Linked DNA regions of Homo sapiens: region 2 is linked to region 1. A link is a loop called in an ENCODE intact Hi-C map of the cell type or tissue named here. Cell type or tissue: gastrocnemius medialis. All regions are shown on one strand. Each heading gives the region's core, and the rest is flanking DNA. Links, peaks and the distances in the headings are about the cores only. Region 1 overlaps MBNL1 (muscleblind like splicing regulator 1). Region 2 overlaps MBNL1 (muscleblind like splicing regulator 1).

What was found. Hi-C counts contacts between places; a loop is a spot of excess contacts. Peaks named below come from ENCODE experiments on the same cell type or tissue, not always from the same donor. Only the 100,000 strongest peaks of a DNase experiment are listed, where the experiment ranks them.
Region 2: a loop joins it to region 1, with 2.1 times the contacts of the local background. A loop is called at or near these places in 3 of 110 quality-filtered maps.

Annotation. Positions count from the first base shown.
Region 1 is chr3:152,403,577-152,417,945 of GRCh38, forward strand. MBNL1 (muscleblind like splicing regulator 1) reads left to right here. Exons shown (of 10, transcript NM_021038.5): 3 at 11,365-11,535. Among named protein-coding and RNA genes, the nearest start is that of MBNL1-AS1, 140 kb to the left of the region's middle. In gastrocnemius medialis, for the core only: no CTCF peak of the experiment used is centred there; a DNase peak (open chromatin) is centred at 9,885; H3K4me3 peaks cover 1,051 bases; H3K27ac peaks cover 8,000 bases.
Region 2 is chr3:152,337,126-152,351,292 of GRCh38, forward strand. The region is part of intron 2 of MBNL1 (muscleblind like splicing regulator 1); the gene reads left to right. It also overlaps the pseudogene TMEM14EP. Among named protein-coding and RNA genes, the nearest start is that of MBNL1-AS1, 75 kb to the left of the region's middle. In gastrocnemius medialis, for the core only: no CTCF peak of the experiment used is centred there; no DNase peak of the experiment used is centred there; H3K4me3 peaks cover 1,952 bases; H3K27ac peaks cover 8,000 bases.

The DNA.
Region 1 (14,369 bases), core at 5,539-13,538:
AATTTTTAGGTAGTTTGTTGAGTGTTACTTTAGCTATTTGGGGAACTGCCCTAGAAAACCAGTGGAATTCTCTAGGTATGGGGGTGGAGTGCAGAGGAGGAGACAGGCTCAGATAACCTGTGTTGTGATACTGCTTTTTTTTGCCTCAAGAGATTTTCTTTACCCTTACTGCTTATGCTGTTGCAGTCCATCCAATAGAAACATGTTCTGGGCTCATGAGCCAATTTGTCTTTCCCCTCGCTGCTGCCTCAAGTCTGGGAGAGCTGATGGCAGTGCACAATTTTAGCAAATGGTCATAGGCAGGGGGGTGGGGCAGGGAGGGGAGTGTTTTCTCCATGGGGACAGAGCCAGTGTCATTGAGCACATTTTGTTCAAGTACAAAGTTGATCTGTCTGAAGGAGACTGTGGTCAGCAGTGGTGAGAACCTTTATTGCCTCACCTTTTCTTCGTGCTCTGTCATTGTTTATGTGAAGCAGTAGCATTTAATGGCTGGACTTGAGGCAGAATTTGTGAGGTCAGAAATTGACAGTATTTGTTTTTCAGTTAGGGAATCTCACAGATTTAGAAAGGAGTGCCAATGAAAAATTGGGAAAAAGAAAGGGTCTTTGTATTTGGCAAAGACAATGCAGAGCAGTGTAATATATACTAATTTCTGCATGTAAATGGCAGCCAAAATTTTACACATCTGCTACAGTTTAGAAAATTATTTAAGCACTAATTATATGCATAATATATGCTGTCCCATCTAGAAGGCTGAGTAGACTTCAATGGAAGAGTTACAGTGGAAATATTGACATAGGTTGTTGGAAACATATTACATAATATTATACTTTGAAATTTATCATGACTGAATAAGTGTTATCACTTTAGAGATACTTTACTTTATTTGTAGGGATATGTGGGATCTAGCAGGTACAAATACAACAAATGCCTCATATAAATACTAAGTAATGATGTTATTATTCTCAAGCTGACTTAACCAAAATGTTTTTCCTCTCTGATTTCCTTTAGTTACTTTTATATTTCTCAATAAAGACTTGCCCCTTAAAACATACCATCCTATATTACTGTCTAACTTTATATCTTTAATTTTATGTGTTTGTATGTATGTTTACATATATATGTATGTATATATACACACACAAAGATATATAACTTTTTCATTATATAATAGTTTTTAAATTATTTTATATCTAAATATAATATATAACTATATATAATTAATTTTTCATTATTTGTGTTATATCCAAATTGAAGAGGCATGTCAGTGAAATATATAGATAATCCAAGAACCTCTTGCTTCACTAGGTTTCTTATTGAAGTAGATAATATGAAGCAATATTTTAACTTCTTTGGTGTTCCATTTCTTAAAAATATTGTTGATACTGTAAGACAGGTTCCTCTGAGGAAAAAAAAATGACAAGTAAATTGAAATTTACAAAAGCATCTAAATTTTTCCCATTACACTTTGGAAATGCTATGTGGATTAGTCTTCTCCAAATTCAGTTGCTTACATTATGAAATATCTTCTCCTTTGCAGAACTCAAAAGGGTTGAAGACTTCCATTTGGTTCTGACCTAGAGTCATCTGTTTCTAGTATTAGCAGTCAATGATTAAACAAAAGCAAAACAACTTACAGATGATCAAGTGGGATACACTTGGTACAAATACATATCCCTACAGTAATGATTAGGAGCACCTAGTTTGTAGTTAAACTGCCTGGGTTCAGTCACTTGTTTTGTCGTACTTAAGTATTCAGAAAAACTGAAATGTTACAAACAACCCTTCCCAGTAATACTGAGAGAGGATTAAGGGAATTAACATTGGTAAAGTTTTGAAAACAGTACCTGGAATATAGGAAGCACTATGTAAGTTTTATTATTCCTGTGTTATAATAAAAATATACCTTTTGGTTTTTAGTCAGTACTTCCTGAAGGGAAGGAGAGATTTAAAGTTGGAGCATTTTTGCTTTGTAAATGTACTAGGAACTAGTCTTAAACTATGTTTAAGCAGTCTGTAAAGAACTGCTTAAATAAGTCTTTCAAGAGATTGTTAGAAGAAAAATTGGATGCATTTGACTTAAGAAGTTTACCTCTGTTTTATCCCCAGGAAAGCTCTAGAAATTTAATAGAGACAGTCATACTGTAAATCCACCTAGTAATGGTACAATGATAAATTGGATAAATATTTATAACACATTTTGTGTTTCTCCACTGAAAGGCATGCTCTACACATAGAGCGCTAACATTTATTATGTAAATGTTAGGGCTTTTAACTATTAGCCAAGATTGAAAAGTGTCTGATTTGGATGTCATAAAACTTCAGAAGTATTTCAGCTACAAACAGTTTAGAAATCTGATTGTTGCTGTACTGAAAAAATAATGAAGCAATTTAAAAATAATAGAAACATAGTGATCTGCCATTTCCAGTTTCATGATGCTATAAAAAAAGCAGCCAACAAATGTTGGAGTGTTCAATGATGCTGGCACCTACCAAATGTCACTGGGCTTTCACAAGGTCATAGAGACTCTGGTTTGGCTCAGGGATGGTGGTCAGATCTGTCTTTGGAGCCTATGAAGACTATGGAATAGTGGCAGACAATAGGTGCAGTTAAGCCCTGCATAGCATTAACCTCAGCAGTGGTGATACACTTTTCTAAGATTCTCTGGGATAGAGGAGGCCATAGGTATGAAAAAAAAGTGAGACTTTCTTTTTACAGCATCCCATCACAAGCAACTCTAAATAGAAGAGCCTTATAGGCCCACTCTGAGGAGATTAAGATTTCTTCAGATGACTATCAGCTAAAATTGTGTGCTGAAATAACTGCTACTGCAACAGTTGTATGTGTATCTGATTTCTCACAGGCAAAAGCTGCTGGAGAAAAAAGTGGTATTTTTTGTCACAAGAATGTGTGTGTGATTTGTTGCCTTTTTCCCTTTCTCAGCCCTCTCAGTGGCAGCTACTTTGACTCTCATGCATTACATAATGTTCTGTAGAAGTGTAGAGTTTCAGTTATGCCATTTTCAAGATGATTAATGGGAATTGTGCAATTAAAGCTCTTAGGTTCTCTGGGGAAAAAAAAGTCATAGTATCCCAGTGTTTGAGTGGGGGTGTGTTGATATTGCGTCAATAGTGAGGATATTTTGGGATATCGTAAATGTCGCTATTGGTTTCAGTATCTGAGAATCTTCACCATTAAACTTAGGAGTGTTCTACAAAATAGTGCCTAGAACAGCTATTGAATACTCAAGAGGGCTGTTTAAGTAGCTAGAAAAGTCTAACCTAAAATCCCATTTGTGATTAGATTATGCACTGATGAAAAAATGTTTAATGCCGTTAAAAAGAATCTATTACATTATATTCTTTCAGGCCATGGTAAAGTTACAAATTTGAACTCAATAGGCTGTGTGTGTATTTGTATGTGTGTATTTTTCTTTCTTTTATTGGCAGTCTCAATAATTGTTAAGCCACTGTGTGTGTGTGTGTGTGTGTGTGTTTGTGTGAACTTTTCACAGGACCAGGAAAGGGGAAAAATCTACATTTGTTTTATATTGTGTTTCATTTGAAAACATGTTTTATATCTGTGGTAAAGTAATTGAAAGAAACTGGGATTATATCAGTGGAAATATGTTCTTTTTTTTTTTTTTTTTTTTTTTTTTAGTTTGTTTCACTGGTACGAAAAAAATCTCCCAGCTCTTGTGGTTGAATTGAGCTCCATGCATTTGCTGTTACGCTGATTGGGTGAATAAATAGCAATTTACATCTAGAAAGTTAAGCTTTAAATATTGATTAGGATTGCTATATCTACCTTAATTTAGAAGACTAGAGATTGCTTGCCTAGCAAAATAAGAGAATTGCCTCATTTTTTCACCTTCTGTGGGGATGCTAGGCATTTGTTGCTGGTGTTACCTGAAAGACCAATGAAGAAATCAAAACAGTAGAAGTTGTGTTTGATTTAAAGAATAGTTTCTTGCCTTTAAAGATGGTAAAACTATGAAATAAGTACAAGGGTGCTATGATACTAAACACAGACAATTATGTAATAAAAAAATCCTATTTACTTATTTAGGTTAAAGAGTCATGAATATTTGAGAATTTAAACATTAATAGAAAAATTAGTGTTACTACAATAGCAAAGACATGGAATTAACCCAAATGCCCATCAATGATAGACTGGATAGAGAAAATGTGATATCCCTACACCATGGAATACTATGCAGCCATAAAAAGAAACATAGTTACATCCTTTGCAGGGACATGAATGGAGCTGGAAGGCATTTTCCTCAGCAAACTAATGTAGAAACAGAAAAACAAACACCACATGTTCCCACTTATAAGTGGGAGCTGAACAATGAGAACACCTGGACACGAGGGGAACAACATACACTGGAGTTTGTTGGGGAGGGCGAGGCAAGAGATTGAGGGGGATTGGGATAGCAGTAGGAAAAATAGTGCATGCTGGGGTTAATACCTAGGTGATGGATTGATAGGTGCGGCAAACCATTCACTGTGGCACATGTTTTCCTATGTAACAAACCTTCACATCCTGCACAGGTACCCCAGAACTTAAAACAAAAAACAATAGTGTTAATATGAAAATATATTTCCTCCATAGTTTAACATATGATTTAAACATAGTAGATACATAATATTTACTTATTAACAGGATATATACTATGTATATTTACTCTGTGGTATAGTATACTACTTGTAAAACAAATAACAGCATCAAAACAGTGAAATCTCCCTAGAGACTTTTCAAAGAAAAAAATGAATGTAATGTATCTGTTATAACTACTCTAAAAATTTTAGGCTTTATTTTATAGTGCTATAAAAGCTCTTAAGAGTTTATTCAAATAAAACATGAAATATAAATTATGTCATATATCCTAAGTTTTGAATTTGTAACACAAGCAAAATCTGTTTGTAATACATATGCTGCTGTTAGAAATAGGTGCATAATTGGGGTGAGTATATAAGTGTGTATTTATGCATAATTATACACTGTTATATTTGGTATTATGATAACTATTGTTATAACTGGTTATGATAAAATCTGGTATACTAGATACTGGTATAACTGGTATTTTGTTATGATATCCCAGGCAGATGAATACAGCCCCCCACTAAATTCCATGAGGTGTAAAGTGGCGGTTGGCTCTCAACAAAGGGTGATGCTGTCCTCCCTCCTCCCCGCCAAGACATGTCTCAATATCTGGAGACATTTTGGTTTATCAGAACTGAGGGTAGGGGTAATATAGGCATTTAGTGGTTGTAAGTTAAGGATGCTGCTAAACATAGTACAATGCACAGGACAACTCCCACAACAAAAATATATCTAGCCCAAAATGTCAGTAGTGCTGAGGTTGAGAAATTGTGAACATCTTTTTAGGATGTATGTGCTCTTGTAAGCTAACCCAAGTCCTTTACGGAAACAAGTGAGTTATCAGGAAATATACATTTAAGAGCAACAATATACTTCGTGTTAGATGCAGTTATTTTCAGTACTTGCAAAAGCCAGTAAACTGTGATTCTTAGAGTGAATCAAACTCATATCTACCAAATGAAAACATAACCCTGAAGTATATATGTGTGCATGCATATTTATATTTGTATGTATGTGAAGTATAATTTTCTCTTAAAATCATTCACCTTATAAGCTGCCATAAATTTTCTAACACTAGATACTTGTAATTTTTAAATAAATATTTTATATACGTGTATGTGTTTGTGTGTGTGTGTTTATTCACCCAGGCATTAGAATTGATAACTAAAAAGCATGGCAGAGCCATAAAAAACATTTTTTGCAAGTGTGAAATAATATGGCTTGACTGCCAATGTTACTATTTTTGGCAAAAATTTTCTGAAATATTTGTATCATCTTAGCTGAAAAAAAAAAAAATGGTAAGAATTTTCAATAGCTAACTACCAAACTTGTTAGCCAGAGTTTCTGGGCAATATCTGAGCAATGAATACCCAGAAAGTGCTCCAAAAACATTTGCATATATCAGCTATCCCAAAAGGAAATCTTGGTTTTAACAATTTAAATAAATAATTATAGCTTGAACAGTCTTACCAGAAAACCATAATGAAAATTTGAAAAGACTTATGAATATAAGCTAGTAGCCCTGTACTTTTCCCATTGCTCCTTTATTTCCAGAGTCTACTTAAATAGAACTTGGTAATTGTAATCCTGCCACATAGTTACCATTTGGCTGCTTAATAACATGTGTCTTTAGACTCTGACTCCACAAATCACAGTATTCCTTTTAAGTAGAAGAAATATAATTAAAAATGGAAAATTAGTTTTCATTTGGGATTTTGATATTTTTTGCTTTATTAAGTCCAACCAACTTCTAATCGTTTTGTTTTCAATTAGCTAGTTTGTAATTGCATTGCACATAGCTAGAAAATAGCTTTCTCATATTTCTAACTTACCATCTCTAGTTTCATTTAGTTTTATTCTTATTTTGATTGGCTATTAATTACCTAGCTTCCATTATATAATTTATATCTTACTATATATATCACATATGCAGTTTATATATATACTATATTTGTACATATGTAATGTAAAGGTATACTGTATTAAACTGTAATGTTTATAAATGAATCATACATTTATTTGGAGGATTAAACACTTAATCTAAATGTATATTTTCCCTTATTATAGCCACAAAAAAATTATAGCAGTTTGAAAGACTAATGAGATAATTCTTAAATTCACAATCGAACAACTTACAACTTCAGAAATTACTCGATGAATTTATTGAATGACTGTTATTGGTCTCATACAGGTTTTTAAGACTACAAGGGGGAAATTTTGCCTTTTTTGGACAGATTACTTTTAATTGAAAAGTACAGAAAAAATATTACAAAAAATGAACTTGGTGTAGACCAATATTTTATTAATTTTCCTTCTTTCCCTTAAAATATATACTGCATATATTGCAATGATGTCTTTGGAATCTTTGTTGGATTAATTCTATTTTAAAAGCCTCCTTGAATGGAGCCTAAGGGATCTATTAGGCTGGGGCAAAAGTTTTGCCATTAATGGCAAAAACCTCAATTACTTTTCCCCAACCTAATACTATGTAGGCTCTATAGAGTGGCCTGCTAGTCAGCAGGACAGCTCTCCAAAAGTAAGATTTCAGTGTAATCAACAAAAGCAAGGCACAGAAACGTAACGTTGTAAAAAATGTGTTACAATGAGACTTTTTCTTGGTGTATGTGGCAAATACACATTGATTAAGAGCCAAGCTTTTATTACATTATTGATGACTGATATGCATTGTCACTGGGTTTTGCTACCTGTATTATTTTTAGAGCGTTTAACAGATACGCTGCTAAATTGAGCAACTGCTGCTTGTTATTAGCTTGAGAACTTAGAAGAGGAAAGTAACTAATATTTATTGGCTGCCTATTACGACAGGTGCCATTTGTGAGGATGGCCTGTAGTCTTACTAATCTTCATACATCACCAATGAGATGTTATTGTTACTATTATATAGAAAAGATGTGACCACTCAGAGAATTTCACTAACTTCCACAAGGTCACACAGCAAATAAGTAACATAGCTACAATTTGAACAAAGCTCTATTTGATAAAATTATACAGTTATCTCAATAGTTGGAGCTACCTGTACCTATCAAAACTGAAGATGGCTGGTCATGGTGGCTCACACCTATAATCCCAGCACTTTGGGAGGCCAAGATGGGTGGATCATGAGGTCAGGAGATCGAGACCATCCTGGCTAACATGGTGAAACCCCATCTGTACTAAAAATACAAAAATTAGCCGGGTGTGTTGGCGGGCACCTGTAGTCCCAGCTACTCGGGAGGCTGAGAAAGGAGAATGGTGTGAACCCAGGAGGCGGAGCTTGCAGTGAGCCCAGATCGCGCCACTGCACTCCAGCCTGAGCGACAGAGCAAGACTCCGTCTCAAAAACAAAACAAAACAAAAAAAACTGAAGACATATTTATATTTATATTTCGCATTAACCTAGCAGCCCAATTTAATGTATCTTGAAGTGAAATCTCTAAATGATTTAGAGTAGTAGCTCCAATATAAAAGTCTGTATATGTGAACTTTAGATACCGATGAATTTCTGTTTTTAGACTTTTAAAATGTAATGTCATTGTATAGATTTTATGATGCCAGAAACATTGAATGTCTATACAAATCTCCTTTCGTACCTGGTGAAACTTACAAACCTGCTTCTGTTTCCTTTTTTTCTTTTATGTGGCTAGCTTTATCATGTATTTAAATGACTGACCTCTTAATGAAAGCATCATTAGGTCAGTACAACTCAGAACCAAGATTTGGTATCATATTTAGTTTTTTCTATTATCTCCATTGTCTCTAGAATAGAGTTAGAGTAGAATTCATCTTGAGGCATTTAGTAAGAAATGAACATTCATTCATTCTGTGAATGTTTATTGAGGTGTGATGCTACTAAGGGCTCAGAGATGGATGAAGCTGGCAACATACCAACATAGTATTTACCTTAACTCTCAAAGGAAGGTATGTTCCTGGTGGTTTTAGGCAATTCTAATGGAGGATGTATATTCTAACTTATTTTTGACCTTTTTCCTTTGTCAAACTATAATCATTCAGCAGCAGAATCAGTATTAAACATGTTTTAAACTTCCTAAGAAGCAAAGTGTATCTAATATCATTTGCAGACATTATTCTCTTATTTTTTCCACACATGTCAAATGAAAATTTATCTGGCTTTGCACAATTGTATTTTGTAGTGTTTTCTGCTATATCAGAATCACCTGGAATGCTTGTTAAAATGTTAATTTCTGGGCCCTCAAACCTGTGGTCACAGCTCTCTGTGGGAGAGTCTTGGTAGTCTGTATACGTTCTCACCAAATATCAGTTGATTCTTAGGAACACAGCTTTTTGAAAATGAAGGGCTCAACACAGTCAAATCAAGCTGAGCATAGAAAGGTACCATAGATAAAAAATGTAGGAGAACAGCATTTTTCCTGAGTAGATGTCATATATTCAGAATGAAAATCAAAAGTCTGAGCGTCTTGTAAAAGTTTTGAGATGCACTGATGCAGAATATACGTATACCAAACACACGTGATTTCTCTCTGTTATTTCAGTCCAGGCTATGTTCATTGGCAGGATGGTCTGGGTGGTGTGTATTCAAGGAAGGTACTGGAATGAAGTGCTTAGGAAGACCACAGTTAGTGTTGGAAGGTCTGGTTCATGGCCCAGGGCTATCTATCTACTATTTACAGAACTATAGAAACCGATGTGAGTGAATTGATGGGAAGTGAATTCTCGTGGTGACCATAACCCCTCTCACCTGCATTTAAAGAAATCCAGTTTTAGTAAGAACTATGATGCGGAGATACTGAGAACAAGAATTTCTGTTGCAGCCAAATTATTCTTTGTATTGAAAAAGCAGGCTTTTTCTAGGAGACTTCAACTAAATATCCCTGAAATTAGACCATATGCTATCCAGGAATTTATTTATTTTTGCCAGTCCTACTCTGTGGTTTATCTTGCGAGTCTAAGGTTGTTTTTGGTTGTTTTGTATCAAGACACTTTTAAGCTAATAACATGCTCATGATCCCAACCTACATCAAGCATGGTGATTTTATATGGAATAAGTTTAATATATATGTTACTTCGTGAGCATACCAATAGCCATAACTAAAAGATGTTTAAAAAATCATCTTCATACCAATGTTTTGTTTTTCTTTTGTTTGATACACAAATTAAATTGTGGTGGCAGTGATACACGTTTTCTAATAATTCAGTACTAGATAGAGAGCCTGAGGCTTACAGAAGTTAGCTCCTTATGCAGTTCATGCATTTGATGAGTAAGAGAGCTAGGCCTCTGTCCCAGCTCATGAGACCTGTAAGGTCTCTGCTATCCACTGTCCCCTGCTGCCTACTGATTTCAAGTATTACATGAAGCTTGTAAAAATAACAAGCAGTATCCTATGATTCTAGCCTAGTGTAGAGACATTCCTAAAAACCTCATACAAAAGGAGCCAAAACCGATCATTTAAATTAGAATTATGACAGATTTTATCATAAGTATAAGCATCAGAGTCAATTTATAGCATAAAGTTCAATTATACTAAATTGGTGTTTTTAGAATGTGAATGATGGCTTCAATTAATCTTTCTTTTATTCTACTGCTTGTAAACAGTTTTAATTAGATTTATTGGTGAAAGAAGTTGTCAAGGTGGTTGATGAGATCTGCTACTATTGATATGATTTGAAAATATGTTGAAATAATATGGGTAGAGTGCCTCACACCATATTACATATTATAGGCTTTAATGAATATTTTATTAAAAAGAATTATCCAAAAGGAAGGTATATTTGTACTTATGATTTTATAGTAACTTCTTTTTTTTGAGATGAGCTCTCACTATGTTGCCCAGGCTGGTCTCAAACTCGTGTGCTCAGGAGATCTCTTGCCTCAGCCTCCCAAAGTGCTAAGATTACTAAACATGTATGATTTATCTCCATTATTTCAGTCCAGGCTATGTTCGTTGGTAGGATGGTCTGGATGGTATATATTCAAGGAAGGTACTAGAATGAAGTGCTTAGGACAGAGTACAGAGGTAGTGCACCGCCATTCCTGGCTTATAGCAACTTAGTTTCTCCATTTTTTAAATTTTTTGGAGGGTAAATATATCCATTTCTTATTGTTTCATAGATTTTGTAAAATGGAGAAGACTAGATTTATCTTTGAAAAGTTAAAGGCCACATTTTTCACCAGTATTTCATTATACTTATTAATCTCTATATACAGTGGGAACACATGGGAGTTTTCTTCTTTTCAATTGTAAATTCCTAATACATGGACTGGTAAAGCCTAGTAGTAATTTTAATTTTATTTGTTATTAGATACTTATAAAGGTGTTTTACTGAAGATACAATGTGCCTTGAGTCCTCTAAGTTCATTTCCTAAGATTTCAGTACAAGTAAAAATAAAATATAAAACTTGGATTCTTAAATCATTAAATTTAACCAGGAAGATATTATGACAGAAGCCTGATATTCTTTGTTTGATATTCTATGTTTTAGTATTACCCTAGCAGTTTGTAGATTTTTAAACTTGAATCTGGAAATGTTAATGCTAATATTATTAAAATAATTGAAACTCTTTAAGCTTTTAAACTTCTTTAAATGTCTCAACCTCTCATATTGATAGTACATTCTGGTGAATTCATTACTTGTTCTAAATGTATGATCAAATGATATGGACAATGCATTGTGTGAAAAACCAATGATACATTCAAGTGGGTGGTTTGCATTATATTTTTTTCATAATTTGCTGATTTTATTCTTTTCTAAGATGATGTTTGCTGCTTTTGTTTCTCTAGGGCCGTTGCTCCAGGGAGAACTGCAAATATCTTCATCCACCCCCACATTTAAAAACGCAGTTGGAGATAAATGGACGCAATAACTTGATTCAGCAGAAGAACATGGCCATGTTGGCCCAGCAAATGCAACTAGCCAATGCCATGATGCCTGGTGCCCCATTACAACCCGTGGTAAGCATGTTTTCAGTCTTCACTCATTAAGTTTTTGATTCAAAGTGCTCAGTTGTAGTACTAAAGTGATTATTGCACCGGATCAAATGAACACAGGCAACAATTTCAGTTGCCTTACCATTTTCTAGCAAAATTAAGTATCAGTCAAATGCTGGAACAATTTATACTTTGTGTAGGCACTCATTTTCTGGCTAAATCATGTGGACATTTACATTATAGCATTTTTTTTCCTCTAAATTTTTCTTCAAAATAAATCCCAAGACTGGCAGATGTTAAAATGCTCTGTGTTACAATGATCATCTAACTCACCGGTATAGTCAATATACATTTTCAGCCACCTTCAGAGGTAATAATGATATTTAAAATTGGTATGTATAGTCTTTAATTTTGAGAATAGTTCTCCCTTTCCTCCCTCCTTGAAAAGAATGTGTATAGTTCTTTTTCTTGAAAAGGTACCTTTCTTGTTCTTCTATAATTTAAGTTGAAATTATTTCATAGCTACAAATGCTAGGAAAATTCTGACAGTAGTAAATCAATATCATAGACTTGGAGGTCTCATTAAAGAAGAATTAATCAGGGTAGGCTGAAACTCTGAGGGCTTAAAGAGCTAAAGTTGAAAAACTGGGTGGTCATAGATATTTAGTATTTGCTGAGCAGTATATGTGGGTGACTCTTGCTTTGAAACACACATTTCTATTTAACTGTTTGGATTTCTGGAGTATGTGTGTAATAAATGACTTTAATAATCTCTATTCATATTTATTCATCAAAATGTGAAAGATTATTATAAGAATTAGTGTTAGGTTGAAAAAGGTGCTTTGACGTTAATTGTGATATAGTAATTCTACATTTAAATTCAAATGCATGTTGAAATTTGCAATTATCAGAATATATCTGTCAGTAATTTATGTCACTAGCTTATATGCAGTATCGTGGGGTCATGGGAATGTGAAGACCCATGTTTTTCTGCTATGCTAACTGTAGCATGTGTGCTGTTTTTTTTCCGAATACATTCTAAAACCTGAACTCAATGTAATTATTATTCTCTTTTAGAACTTTATGCAACAATCATTTCAAAAAAGAGTGGGGGATTGCATTTCAAGGTGGGAGGATCTCCACATTACATGGGCAGTGATACCAGTTATCAGTTCTATACAGTTGAAGTGAGAGAATATAATTAATTATGTGTCTGTTTTAACCTGATCTGGTTTTTTCCCCTATGATTGTAGGCTCAGTTAAAAATGTGATAGCTTAAAGTTATTTTTGTGACATCTACTAATTTCACATGGCTGTATTAGGATAGCATGAAGATTTCCATTTGGTTAAAAAAATTAGCTATAATAATTCTCTAACAGAACATGTAGGACAAAAGTCTCATTTGCACTTGGCTCTCACATACAGTTTCAAAGATCAGACAAGTCTTTAGGGTGGCTACCACCTTAGCTCCTCTAAGGCCTATCCTTGATGTGAAGATACTTTGTTCTACTTAAACATTTAAAGCATGCTTACCACCAGGCTGTACCCTCTCTGTGACTGGGAGCACCTTTGAGATCAGCAAGTGTGTTCCCAGATGGAAGAGAACACTGGCCACCACATTTCCTGACCTAGCCCTTGAGTCTTACTCTGAAGGCCATTCTAGGATGTCGTGTGTGCAATCCTGGGACAAACTGTAAACAATATTTATGCCCTTTGAAATACTAGTAACAAATATATTGTTCGTGAAATCACTAAATCACAGATTTCTGAAACCATGAGAACAATCATCACATTTTCTGATGCTTTTGTTAGAAAATTCTCTGCTTAGACAAAGAAATTATTTTTATTAGTTGTGAGCATATTCAGGCTTTATGTTAATTTTTCCTCATATGACTAGATTTGAATGTGGAATTACCCTTCTGCTAAAGGTATCCTGAGATCATTGTCTAAAAATATACTTTATTCAGAGTGATGACTTTGTAATAAGTACAGAAATCATTTTAATTATTCAATTTTAAGGCATTTGGGACTTTAATGACTGTAGAGAAAGCTTTAGTACAGGAAATTTGCCTTCAAAACCTCACCTGAGACTTTTTTATCCTTTTTGTAGTCAGCCCTGTTTTGATGAGGGTAATGACATGGAGATTCAGAAATGAATGGAATGGTCATAATCAGCTGCTTACTGGGAGTTTAATGTGGGCCTTACAAATAGGGATTGTAACAGGACTAGAGGAAGCCAGGTGACTAATGTGGAAAAGGGTTGCCACTCAGAGAGAATGGCCACTACTTACAGATGAGTGTTTGAAGACATGGCATTAACTTGGATCCAACCCAGGTAGTAGTCATATCAAAGAAGATAAATACTATGAGCAGTTCCATACCATCAGCAGTATTCAGAGTATCTGAGCAGTGACAAGACTTTTAGTCAAGTAGGTGACAGCATCTAACTTCTCTAGGGCCAGTTTAGCTCCCAAACCTTGGAGGAGCAGGAAGGAGAGAGGGAGACAGCAAGGTCTAAGCAAACTTGGAAGCATCTAGTATTATGCCTGGCATATAGCAGAGATCAATAATTACTTGATGAGTGAAAGAACAAATGAAGGAAGGAGTTTCCGAAACACCAGAAAAACAGGCAGAGATTCATAGTAGTTTACCTGCTCCATAGTTCAAAGGAATCATAACCAGCACCCAGAACACAAGCCCAGTTACAGAGGCTGCAACATAGAATGGGGCATAGAAGTGGACACATATCAGCAGATTATTAGCAAAGGCAGCTAGAGGCTTGATGGCTACAAGAAATATGCCACTAAGCTTGGGTTATTATGCAACCAAGTTTGGGTTCTCATTTTCTCATAAATTGT
Region 2 (14,167 bases), core at 6,168-14,167, 66 kb before region 1:
TCTTAGTAGCACTCTTTTGTAGCTGTTTAATATTTAATATTCAGTGGGCTCCTTAAGGTGAGTTCTTGAAGGCTTGTGAGTAGTTGAAGAGCTGTGAATGGTGGTTAACAAGCTATTATCATCTCCTTGAAAAGCATAACATGAAGCAGAGATTCAGGAAAATCTTAGACAGTGATTAGTCTATCTGACAGTGCATCAAAACTAAATTAGTTGGCCAAGCACGGTGGCTCACGCCTGTAATGCCAGTACTTTGAGAGGCCAAGGCAGGTGGGTCATTTGAGGTCAGGAGTTCGAGAACAGCCTGGCCAGCATGGTGAAGGCCTGTCTACTAAAAATACAAAAATTAGCTGGGTGTGGTTGTGCACGCCTGTAGTCCCAGCTACTTGGGAGGCTGAGCCAGGATAATTGCTCAAACCCGGGAGGTGGAGGTTGCAGTGAGCCAAGATTGCGCCACTACAATCCAGCCTTCCAGCCTGGGCAACAGAGTGAGATTCCATCTCAAAAAAAAAAAAAAAGGAAAAGAAACACCAACTAACTAAATTAGTTATATTTTCTGTCCTTCCTCTTCTTTATCCTTTTTCTTTTTCCATCTTTTGTTCTTCTCATCTCTGCACTGCTTATCTACTTGCTTCTTCTTTGTATTCTTCTCTTATCTCATTGAATTTCTTCCGTCTGCCTCATCTGATCATAACAGAAAGTGATAAGTTTGATAAAATGTATATTGTACTTACTAAAAACAATTTTAATTATTTATCAATTTAAAAATCAGTTGTTTAACCTTCTCTCTGTCTTTCCGTTTTCTCATCTAATTCCCAATAATGTTGCCTTTTAATTTCTGCTGCCTTGCGGATCAGCACCCTGGGATTTTTTTTTTGTATTTGTAAATTAAATATTGCGATGACAAGATATAATAATTTTATGTCACTTATTAGATTTTTAACCATAAATGCCGTAGGCATGCTATAATATGTATTCCTTACTTTTCTTTCTAGAACTAAATCTCCATACCCACTTCATCCGTGTTTTTGGCTTATGTATGGGATGCTAGAATGGCCTATCTCCATGTATTTTGTTGCATTTCTCCATTGCTTCTTGTGTTCTGGCGGGAATCTTGGTGATTCTTTTCAAGCACTACCTGAGCTCTGTGCCAATTGTTCCTCTTCTCCCAGGGTGTTGTGCTGCGTGGTCATGTCTCCACTTCCTTAGCCCTGTCCATTGACAGAACCTTGGGTTCTGTGATGGCTGCCTCTAAACCCTTGTGAAAGCGGGGAATATTCCTCCCCCTGCTGCTACAGTTGAGCACCGTGCTGGGTACCATGTTGCCCTCTACACTTGCTTTCAGTTGTTAAGGCTTCCCAAGCTTTGGCTGTGGCTCAGTGATCCTGCTGTCAAAACCCTGAAACTTTCCTAGCCTGGACACTCAGTGGTAGCAGCAGGTGTTGGGATTTCTCCAAGCCCCTAAGACTCTGGGAGGAAGAGAATGGCTGTTTGACATAGACCTCAGGAGTTTTCAAAGCACCAAGAAACCTCTCCAGAAGATATGTAAAGGTAAGATTCTGATTTCTCTAGGAAGCCGTTCTAGAAGCTAAAAACAAAACCCTGTAGCTATGGATTTAATATAAGTTAGTAGTTAAAGAATGTCCTTGGGAAACTCTGTGTTTGATCAAACCAAAATATGAGTCTTAGGGAACTATTTATTAAAAACTCTTATAGGAATTTTGTGTGAGATTCACATTAGTTTTATTTATATTAAATTTGGCATGGAACAGATTTTTAAATATTCAATTTTTTTTATTCGGACTCTGTGAAGCACTTTTTCACAATCTGCATTGTATATCTAGTAAGAGAAATCTTGTTGAGAATTAAAATGGTTAAAGATAAAATAGAAATTATTTTTTCAAATACCGATGTTTTATTTGCCTCTGTGTTAATATTTAAAACCAAAAACATTTAATGAATATATCTTCAAATTCTTCAAGCTGAAATTCTTAAATCCATAATTAATTCAAAAGGAATTAGAAGAGCAGTTCAAATCTTAGTTGGTAGTGCTAGGGATGCATTACTGTCCTTTGTCAAAAGTTACTGCTTAGTATTCTAACTATGGTGATTTCTTGCTTTATTTTTAGATTTTAAAGGGAAAAAAATTAAAATAAAAAAACTTTTTGGGAAAAAAATTCACTACATATGGATATAAATAACCTGAATGGAGGATACTTGTGGAGAGGTGGTAAGGGTGTGTGTGTGTATGATGGGTAGGGGAGAGAGATCAGCAGCATCTTAAGTTAACAATACAAAACACCTCTTCAGTGTTATGAGTTTGTGACAGCTGTTATTCAGTGCCCCCTTCCTTTTCTTTTTTTTCCCCCGCCTCTATTTTCAGGCAGTAATCTGTGAAGTGATATTAAGACACCTCTTCTAATATGAGATCATTGTTGGCCTTACTGTCAGTTTAGGTCTTCTTTTTTTCGCCCATTTGTTTTCTTTTCAATATTAACTTAATTCCTTAAATGGTTTCCCCTTGTTGAAATTAACGCTATTAGCTTACTACCACATTGGAGCCCTTTAATTTCAATGGCCAAAAATGCAACTTAATTTTTAAAAATGAAGGAAAATGTTTACTCATAGCTGAACAAAATGAAAAATATTGATCTTTGACAGTGTTTATTAAGGATGCTTTTTATTTTTAGTAAACTTTATTTTTATTGATATTTCATTTAACATAATTTCAGAGTAGCTCTGTGCTGTAAGATGAGCAAAAGAACAGATACCCTAAATCTCAAAGAGCTTTTTCTTTCGTGTTTTTCTTCTGAGTAGGGCATGAGGTTTCAGATTCCCCAGTGTTGACATCTATTATTTTCTACCTTGAGATTTTACCTATAGACACAGAAAGAGGAGATAAAAAGGCCAGGCATGGTTGCTCATCCCTGTAATCTCAGCAATTTGGGACGTCAAGACCAGAGGATTGCCTGAGGCTGTAAGACCAGCCTGGGCAATATAGCAAGACATTGTCTCTTCAAAGATAAAGAAACGAACAACAACAACAGTAAAAAACTGGGCATGGTAGCAGGCACCTGTAGTCCTAGTTACTCAGGAGACTGAGGCAGAAGTATTGCTTGAGCCCAGGAGGTCGAGGCTGCAGGCATCACTGCACCCCAGCCTGGGCAATAGAGTGAGACCTTGTCTCAAAAAGAAAAAGGGGAGATAATATCAACATGCAAAAACTGAACAATAGTAATCTCTTGTGGTGTATACTTGCCACCTCTGTAAGATTGTAATGACAATGACTGAGTTTTTTCCTGCCAAGTTCAGTTCCATTTTTTTTTTAAGTAAAATATCAGACTATGTGAATTTATAGACTTATTTCTCAGAGTATATTAAAAATAGTGGAAGTTGGGAGATTTTTAATTCTTCATGAGTCCAAGCTGAGACATAGCTACAACTGACAGGATCTGTTCACCATACATACTTCCAAGTTTGGAAACTATCAGCAGGCACCTGCAACTAAACCCACAAGCGTAAATGTTCCAGAGTGTTAGAATCTTATTCGCATAATACCTAGCAAGATCCCAGATGTAAACGGGAGAACTCAAATGTTCCTTTGGATTCCGTGATGGCTGAGAAGCATCCAGGCCTGCTAACTCACTGAAGAAGAATCCAGCAGAAGGGGACTGGACAGAACCTACTTTTGCATAACCACTGATCCCACCTAAAGCAGCCAGTGCTGCATAGACAAAGCCAAGCCAGTATAAAGGCACCTGTGGGCCAGGGTCCATCTGCATTGTTCTCTTCTAATTCTCTCCAGACAGGAGACTGCAGCAGGCCTGCACCTATACCACTTTCCTGAAGGTCTGGGTAAATTGATGAGGGGACACAAACTGTACGATGCTTATTTTTTAAAATGAAAAGATGTTTAACAAAGCATTTTATTCATATATGAAAACATTCAAGTTTATTCCCTCTAGACTTCAAAGTATAACTAAATGAAATGTTTTGAAGTGCATTAAAATGGGTAATTCTTTCATATATAAAAACAGAAAAGTGAAATTTTCATGCTTTTATTAACACTTATAGTGAGTTTATAATTTTTTAAAATGTGTGGCACAGTCTCAAGCTAGTGGTTAGCATTATTTGCAAGTTTGTCTATAGAGTGCATTTTGTCTTTTCTATTTCTAGAACTCTTAAATTCCCTTGGGACAAGAAATGAAACAAATATAAGAATGTAAATTATGAATTCTCTTTCTTGGAAGTTTAATTTTAAAAAATAGTTTAAGTACTTTTAGAGTGGGAATTTAGAACACTTAATTCACAAACAGTATGAAGTACTTAATCACTGAAAGTATTAGAAGTGAGTGTTAATTCTCAAAATAAGGTCTCAATCGCAGTCATAATTTCTATAAGAATTTCTGCCATCACTCTGTTCATAAGACTAGTACTGCTCAATTCCCATTGTTTCCTCTCTCCCTTCTGTTCTGTTCTGTTTTTGGAGAGCATGGGAGCTGTCCATACCGGTAGGCAATGAGGAGAATGTTTATAATTGAGATTGAGTAATGTCAAATATAAGCCTTTTATGATACGATTATTTCCTTTGTTGTAATAAATTTCTCAGCCTCATTAGGCATATCCATGTAGAAAATAAATTTAAAAATAAAGTGTGTACAGAGCAGCTAAAAGAGGTGGCAAATATAGGGATGAGCCCAGATAGTGACATTTTTGGTACTTTAAGGGACTGTTTCACTTCAAAAACAAAATATTCCTGTTTATTATTTTTAGGTGGAAATAAAAGCTCACTGAATCAGAATTATTCAAAATTAAAATGGTGTCTTTAGTTAATGGTAGTAATGTATGGATTACCTTTTACCTTCAGTCCCATTACAATGATTATTTTATTTATTTTTCACAAAAACACCTTGAGGTGTAGTTAGCATTATTTCACCTATACAAGTGAGGAAACTGATACCAAGAGAAACTTGGCCTCACAGCTGGACACAGGATTCAAACTCAGGAAGTGTGGCTCCAGAGTCCATCCATCCTTAGAGGTCCTTGTTAGTTGTAAATCTGGCAGTGAGTGCCAGTTCTCAAATCAGTCCTAACCCTTTTCATAGCCTGGTACCAGCAAGGGGATTCTGTCTGCACCTCCTTCCAACTCAATTTTGGGTTGCCATTCACTTGCTGGCTATTTGACCTATCCTCTCTCAGCAATAATCCCACCCTGTCTAAAATATGAATAATATTGTCTCCTTCTCAGGGTTTTTATGAAGATTTAATTTTACGAGACAGAGTATGCCAAGCACTTAGCACAATGGCTAGCATATAGAAAATAGCCAATAAATTATTGATGTTATTATGTAATGTTTCCAGGGTCACACAACTAGAAAAAGATTGAGTCAGAATTCAGGCCCAACTCTGTCTTACTGGGAAACTAAACAAAACACACACACACACACACACACACACACACACACTTTCCACAAACAACAGGACCTACAAAGCAAAACTCGTGCTCTTTCTGGATTATAACACTACCTCTCAACTCTAACCATAACTTTTAGATGAGTAAATAAGGATGTCATGTATGTGCTGAAGGGATAAGTAGCATAGTTTAGTGGCTTAGGGCAAACTTTCAAATTGAGGTTTCCATTGTGTGACAGCAGGCAAGTTAACCCCTCTGAGGTTCGTTAACTACACATATTAAACTAAAAACAGTATCAGTTGTATTGCATTATCATGGATAATAAATTTTAATACAATTAAAGAGCTCCAATAAATGTTGGCTTTTAGTAATTGATATAGATATAAATGTTTCTTTAAAAATATATTCACAAAATTGGGATGCATAGTTAGTGAAATCATAAACATGTAAAGTCTTAGAGATGGATATAATCTTAGTAGATGATCTTCCATTTTTGAACAGTCTGTATGCTTTCTCTGTCAAATCCATTTAACCTCTCTGAAAGGTCAGTGGAGAAAGGGGAAGAAGGCATCAGAGATCAGGACTGACCCAAATATGGGGTGGTTGTACCTCCAGAGATGTGGGCAAATTTTCTCAGTCTTGGCTTGATGTCAGTGACTAGCATTGGAAAACCAGATGGTGGAAATAACCCCTGTTAAGCAGATGATGGGATTATCAATCTTGTGTTCTTTCTCTTTTGAAGCAGAACCCAAACCAACGGTTGGGACTCCAGTCCTGAAGAGAGAGAGAGTTACCTGGACTGAGTTGAATGCCAGAGTTTAACCTTGAATGCTAGTCACAGCAGGGACTTCTTGAATTCTTGGAGCTCAAGTGTCTGGCCTGCCTTACTAGATTCTGAACACCTTGAGGTTGAGGATGTGTATCATAATATTTATTTGCAACTTTAGAACAGTGTCTGGGAAATAGTGGGCACCCAATGCATGTTTGATAATTAAATAAGAGCATAAGATCCAGAAACGGTACAGAAGATCTTGTTTAAGGATCCCAAGCCATCAAAGGGGTTAGAAATCGAGGCTGCAGTGCAGAAAGCATAGGATGTCCTGGGGATGGGGGTGGGTGCCATGGAGCTGAGGGTGCATAACATTTGTAATGACGGGTTTAGGAACTCAGTAAACTGAAACTGTCAGTGTAGCCTATTCAATAAATGTAGGAATAAAGTATTCCAAATTGTTTAAAAAATGTTGTAAGCAGATGACATATTTAAAGAATTGAAAGCCATTGGAATCCATTTATATTAGTTTTTCATACAGTGAAAAATAATATTTCTGGCACTAGAAACTCAATTTGGTACCAGAGACTTGAGGAAAAATGTATTTATAAATGTGTCATTGATATATTCCCTTATAAATAAGTTATTAAATAGGGTTTTATGTTTATAATATTATAAAATTGTAATTTGTATGTATGAACGTTAAGAACTTACATGGATGATGGGGGAAGTAAGAGTGGAAGTGTAAAAGATGACCTTTTTTTGGGGGGTGACTGGTATAACTTTGAGGTTTGTTTTTTAACTATAATTTTACTACTTGTTTGATATATGTTTCCCAGAAATATGGTGAAAACATCTTTCAGTCAGAATCTAAGTTAAAAAACATAAAACATAGTAAAAAGAACAAAGAGAATTAACTATGTTTGGTCTATTGAGACAACAAAAGAAAACACAAAGCACAAACTCATACTTTTTTTCGGACTATAACACTACCTCTCAGCCCTAACTGTGCCTTCTCTGATAAATCAGGATGCCGTGTGTACTAATGGGAGATGTAGCAAAGTTTAGTGGTTGCCACAAAGGTGATTTTAGGTAGTCCTAACAGGTATTGCAGTGATTTGGCGTGGTATATCAAAAGCCAGAGACACTGGTACCTTGTATTAAAACCCTGGATATTGTGTGCTGGCACCTGAAGGAAGGTTGTTTAGAAAACTTAAACTGAGAGTAAAACTCAAACCAAGTGTTTCCGTGAACATTTGTGTCTTCTTAATTTGAAAAAGGCCATGTATTAAACCAGTGCTCCTGTCAGTGTGGAACTTTCTGGTTTCTCAAGAAGAGTCTCTTAAATTAAGCACTAAGTTAATATTACACATTTAAACATTTTCGCTTTCGAAAACATACATTGTTGTGAAAGTAAAATATTAAATGTAGAGAGAAATTATCACTTACACGTGTACCTTATTTTGTAGACTATAGAGTCCATTTGTGCTATTATTATTTTCAGATGTGCCTGTAAAGTGGCTTCTTTTGCTGTTCTTTTCTTCCTGCTCTCTCTGTATACACAAATGTCCATACAGATGGAAAGGCACACAAAGACACACAGACACCCATGCTTTTGCTTTTACTGTAAAAGAGTCATACTAGAGTAGAAATTACGTGACATTAATTCTCTGTAATTCTCTATTTCTTTCCTTTCATGGCTATGTATGCCTGAATTGTATGTAGGTCTAGCATACCATTTGGGCATGAAAACGTTGTTTTACTTCACTTACCCTGGGAGACTTTTTTTTTTCCTAAATTCCTAATGCCTGTTTTTAATTTATTTTGGCAATTCACTGTGGGAGTTTTAATTAGGTAGTATGTTTGGGTTACTATTGAAGCAGTATGTATTAACTACCAAAAGTTAAACTCATCGTAAAACCCTTTACACATGAAATAACTTAGATACCTTGAGTACCAGCTTTTCTTTTCCCTGCCCTTATCCTGGATGTGTCCTTGGCAGTTTAATCTGCTTTATTTTACTCCTTTAAAAGCGTAAGATGGAATGGCTCAAATAAAATCAGTGGGATCTCTCCCTGAGGAGAATTTTGTCATCAGAAATAAAAGTGACAACACCAAGAGGGGAAGTGTTATAAATAAAGTGAGTAGTGTTTGGTAATCATCACCATTCTTGATTTCCTATGTGGAAATAGGACTTTGATATATGCATTTTTTAAAGCATCTTGCAATTTAAAAAATTACACATGGAACAAGCCAAATAAATATTTTTAAAATACTGTTTTTATTTAGAGAGAGAGACAGCTGTATAAACTGCTCTGTGTATGTGTAAAACATTGATAATACATTAGACATAATTTGCAGAAACTACTAATTTTCACATCATTTCCAAGTAGAACTGCAAAGGTACAGTACTGGTTTAGCTTTATGGTTAAAAGCATTGGCTCTAGAGCCAGATAACACAGGCTCAAACCCTAGTTCTGCCGTTTACTGGTTGTGTTACCTTGGGTAGGTTACTTGACCTTTTTGAGCTTCAGATTTCTAATCTTTATTTAATGAGTTTTAATAATAGAATAATAGGATTGCTTTGAGGATCAAATAAGTTAATAAACCACTTAGAACAGTGTTCAATAGGCTGGATTTTTGTTTGTTTGTTTGTTTGTTGCTATTCTTTTTGTGTTATGTTTTGTATCCAGCAGAAGTGGTTATTTAGCTTCCTATTTTATGAGGTAGGACTGATGGGAATTGACAGTCTTAGGAAAAAGTACAACTGTAAGTCAGTGGAAGTTTTTCCTAGTCAAGATGTCAAATGCCAGAGGTCGGATTCATGTGGCAGGATGGGGTCCAAACTGTACAAAAGCTTGGAGATGAATGAGGTGAGACAGCTAAGCTTAAGACAAAAAACAATGTGAAGTTATGTCCTTGGGCAGTGTTTGCAGTAGTATAGTGCCGCTTTGGAAAACTTAGAAGATGATCCTCAACTGTGTCCACTCAAAATAGATTGTGCATCTCAATGTCATAGAGTCAGAAATTTCTACCACTATCTGTTTAAATCATCGTTTATTTATATTCCTTAAATATTCATACCTTTCACATAAGTGAGATACATTATTTTTAAAAACGCAGTTTTCCTTCTTGATTTTTTCATATTGTCCCATTATTCTGAGAAGAGTTTATTTTATGAGAATTAAGTTATTATCTTACAGAATAAATCTGATTACTGACTAGATACAAGATAACCACATATTTTTCCTAGAATAATTTAATTCCAATTTTACTTATTTGTACCTTATATGACTTATTTTCAGGTTAGAAAAATGTGGTCCTACAGTTTTGTTTTGAAGTTTGCCTGGGCCATGTGAAGCCACCATTATCATTTACGTCAAAAATGAAGGTTATCTGTTGCCCAAGAGAAAAATACAGCATTCTCAATTTAAAACACTAAAATAGTGAGGGTTTCATAAGCTGTTTCAGTGATTTCTGACCTTGGGTTGGAAAGCTCTCATGTCTCAGTTACCTCAGTGGGTATAGTGACATTGTCCCAGTCTGCATTACCAAATTGTTTCAAATCACTTTAATTAAAAAAAAAAAAAAAAACCAGTCATGGTGACTCACGCTTGTAATTCCAGCACTTTGGGAGGCTGCAGTGGGAGGATCGCTTGAGTCCAGAAGGTGGAGACAAGCCTGGGCAACATAGTAAGACCCTGTCTCTACAAAAATTTTTTTAAAAATAAGAATAAATTATCTATATTGTAATTTCAAAGTTTAGGATTGAGAGATTGAGCTCATGCTTTTTAGTGTAATTATAATTTTGGAGCTATGCTGACATATTTGTAAACAAACGCTTAGTGAAAACTCATATAACAATAGAACAGCCAACTATACTGTATTAAGATTGCTACATGAGAAGAGTTCCCTTTAAAAAGGAAATTTCAACTCAGAGGAAAGTTTGATTTGTGTTCATTAGAGAACCAAAAATATTTAAAAATATTTTCCATGAGTTGAAAAGTAACATGAAAAAAATGGATTATTTTAAAAGCATTAATTGACACTTTAAAAAAATATATTTTTATAGAACCTCAAATTGAGTTAAAATTATACTTTTAGTCACTTTTAGGTTATAGTTTTCATATCAAATGTATTTTAAATTTAGGTTTTATGTCTTTTAAGTCTTCAAATAGGCCATTTTCTGCCTATTGCTCAAATATGTCGACCTTTATAGCATCAGGTCAGTTTACACTGAAAGCTTTCAATGTGTTTGGCATTTTTAATGGAAGTCAGGAGCTTTACAACAAAGAACACAGAAAATCATGTAAGAAGACAGTGTGAAAAAGCACTGGACTTGGAGTCAGTTATTTGGCTTCCTATGACAGGTCCCCATTTGATCACCATGTTACTCTGTGCGTGTCATGTTTTCTCGGAAGTATACCTGCCGCCATCTTGACTCCTTGGTTGAACAAATCTAATAAAGATAATGCACAGCACAGTACTTTTTGTAAACTGATACTCATCTCTGTGAAATAATTCATTTATCTGAAAAGCAATATAAATGCATGTTTAAAAATATACTGTGAAAGTCAATATTTTTATGAATTCTGCTCATGAATCCCACAACTGTATGTTGTTCTCATGAACAGTAAAATTGAAAATGTAATTATTGTTTTTATAAGGATAATTGGTAGTATAAATTTTAATCTATTTAGAATAACAGGTGGGTGAAAAGAATACAGACTTTTCCTCCAGGATGAGTCATAGATTTTAAAAATTAAGATGATATTTACCATTTAGTCTACAGTTTTGAGAATGATAGTTCTATTGCTTGAAAGAGTTAGATACCTTCCAAAAGAGAAAAGGAATGTAATGGGAGGAGAGATAGGCAACAGAAAACAAGCATCTGTCCCTTATGGAGAAAAATGTATTTTTAACAGATACTAGAGAATATAGAAGTTGCTATATCAACAAAAAATTTTTATTTGCTCAAACAGGTGGATAAGCCAATGTGTATTTACTGAATAAATGAGTATGTGCTAGTGGAAATCAATGAGTGAGTGAATAAGTGAACAAGTAAATGGATAAACTCAGTAGGTAACACATTATTCTTCCTGTTTATTATTTTTAGGAAACAATACTTATTTGAAAGTATTACAAAGAATTCACTTAAAGAACCCTGGTGAAATTCCTCATTTTCTCTTGTGGTAATAGGCAGTTGTTATAGTACAGTCATAATCTTTTGGTTGTAATTTATTATGTAGGTTGAATTACTCTACATTTACAGAGCTTTTGGGAATCAGGAGATGAGAAAACACAAATAATAAGCAAAAGGGCAGTTAGTACTATCCTAAAAATAAACATTGGCCCATGTAATCACATCCTAAATAAAATAAACTGAAGTGGGTTAAGAAAATTATAGCGGTTTAGAAGAATTTAGTGTGTTTTCTAGCCCCATTTTCATTTGATTTTGATAGTAATGATTATTAAAGGAAGACAGAGTACTTTGTACTTTTAACATTTAGCCGGCAGCAGCAATTGCAGCAATATCCAAAGTGTATTGAATGTCTTTGGTGTAGAAAAAGGCACTGGACTTGATATGATCATAGAAGGTTTTTAAGTGCTTGAGAAAAAGGTTGGGGAAGCAGGTGAAATATGAGATTAGGGCTTGTTGGAAGTCTTAGGACATTACAGAGAGCATAATAAGTCTTACTACCTCCTGGGAACAGAATGCATGGTTACAAAAATAAACTGAGGTGGAATTTGAAGAGAAGGGAAGAACTTTGGCTGACAGGGAAGCAAGATCAGGTTAGCAAAAATTCTGGCTATCAAGACCTCTCCTGGGGCCCATTCCCTAAGAATGTATCCCTTGTGCTAAATAGAGTATGTATGTACAGGCACACTGTACATGTTTGAAATACTTGAATAACAGTTCTTCAGGGATTACTGTGTAATTATTTGTATCTATTGCCTTTATCTTAGTGCTGATTTATGGGGCTAGATTTTGACTTAAGTTACCTACAATGTCTTGTTTCATAGTTTGAGAAAGTACATAAACAATATTGAAAAAACTAAACATCAGTGGTGTTATTTAGTGAATAGAACAGTTGGAAACATATCTTATTTTTAAAAGAATAGCTGAATGTGACATATCCATGGCATGTTAAAAAATGAAAAAAAATGGAAACTGACTTTGAACAGATTATTGAAATGCTAGTGTATAATTTTTCTGAGTTGCACTATAAAAAATTTTTACTCTTGCAACTAGAGGAAATCACTCAACTGGAAGTGCTGGATATAATTTCTGACTTATCCATTAGTCATCCTAATAATAAGAAAGTATTTAGTTCCTTTTTTTCATAGCGGTCCATCTTAAACAATAAAATTACATAGCCCACTCAAAGATATTTCAGGAAAATTGAGGTGTTGCTTTCAAAAAAGTATTAAAAAGTGGGCACAGTAAATTGTCTGTGTGTGTGTGTGTATGTGTGTATTTTAATGCTACTGTTTTTATCATTCATTTCTCATCATGTAGATAGGAAGGTTAGCAGAAAATTACCTTGAGATTTATAGTTGGGATGACTAGGCCTGGAGCATTGCCCTTTGCTAAGATAAGAAATATAGGTGTTAAAATTGATGTTTTCTCTTTCTTTTTAGGGAGAACATGTAATTGGTTTGGGAGGGTTGAATTTAAGGAAAAACATCTGAAACCCTCTTACACAGACTGATAGTGCTGTGATAGGAAGAAAATACCCAGAGAGAATGTACAGTAAGAAGAAGGAATCTAAAGACAAACCTTGGCGCATCTCTCTATAACCAGCAGTCAGAAAGGAGGGAAATCAAAAGAAAGTGTCAGAGAATGAGTAGGTTAATACATAGCAGGTAAATGAGGATGGTGCTTTGCCAAGGCAAAAGAGAAAAACATTCAGAAAGTAACTAGTTATTCTATAGAGAAGACAAGAAATGAGAAAAAAATCACTTTGGCTGTTAAAAGGACAGTAGTAATCTTTGAAAGCAGATGAGTAGAATTGGGAGAGAGGAGGTAGAATTCAGATTGTAAACCAGATTCCAAGAAGATGAGTCACTAGTAAATTGGGAGGTAATGCATGAGGCCTCAACACATGTAGACAACTCTATAAAGAAATTCAATAATAATAAGAGAAGTGGGAGTCAGCTGAAGGATTCAGCACAGAAGAGGTTGTTGTAGAGCAGTGAGGGTTATTCCACTGCAGAATAGTGGAAGCATGTCTTTTTCACTAAGGGAAGGGGCAGCCGTCAGTGGAGAGTGAAAGAATGAATGACAAATCGCTAAAATAGGGAAATATCAGAGAAGATGAGAAGGGATTAAGAAAAAGTGAGTTAGAGAGATTGGCCTTGAATGGAAGATTAACCAAAAACTTCCTGAGAGACAGAAATGAAGGTGCTTAGCCAGATTCCATTCCCTAATACTACCTGCATTTTGGTCATCCTTGTCATTTGGGTGGTTCCATGCCTTGGGTCCACACTCCTTTCTTTACTCTTTTTAAAAATATTTTATTTTAACTTTGACTTATAGACCCATCTCGATAGAATTTCATGAGGGCAGAGGACATGTTTTATCCATGCATGTGTTCTAATGTGTTTCGGTAACCCCCGAAGTCAGTGCTCTTAGGGGAAGAAGTTTCATAGCCCTGCCTATCGATCATAGTACAAGGCTGATGACTAATTAGCTACCTAGGTGAACCTCAAAAGCTGTTTCCAAAACAAGTCCTCAATTTCTAATGAATGGGGCAGATTATTATGTATCAGACTTTTTTTTTTCCTGTTTTTGGTTAATAAAGTTACTGCATAACAAAACATAACTTAGAGTTCAGAAGTGGATATATCCAAAGCCAGATAGAAGTTGTAACTATAATTCATTGTAATAAGTAGAAACATTTAACTGAAAAAAATGAAAAGACAAAAATTTGCAAGGCAAATAGTTGTTAAATGCCATGGTTTATACCACTATGTCAAACAAATGA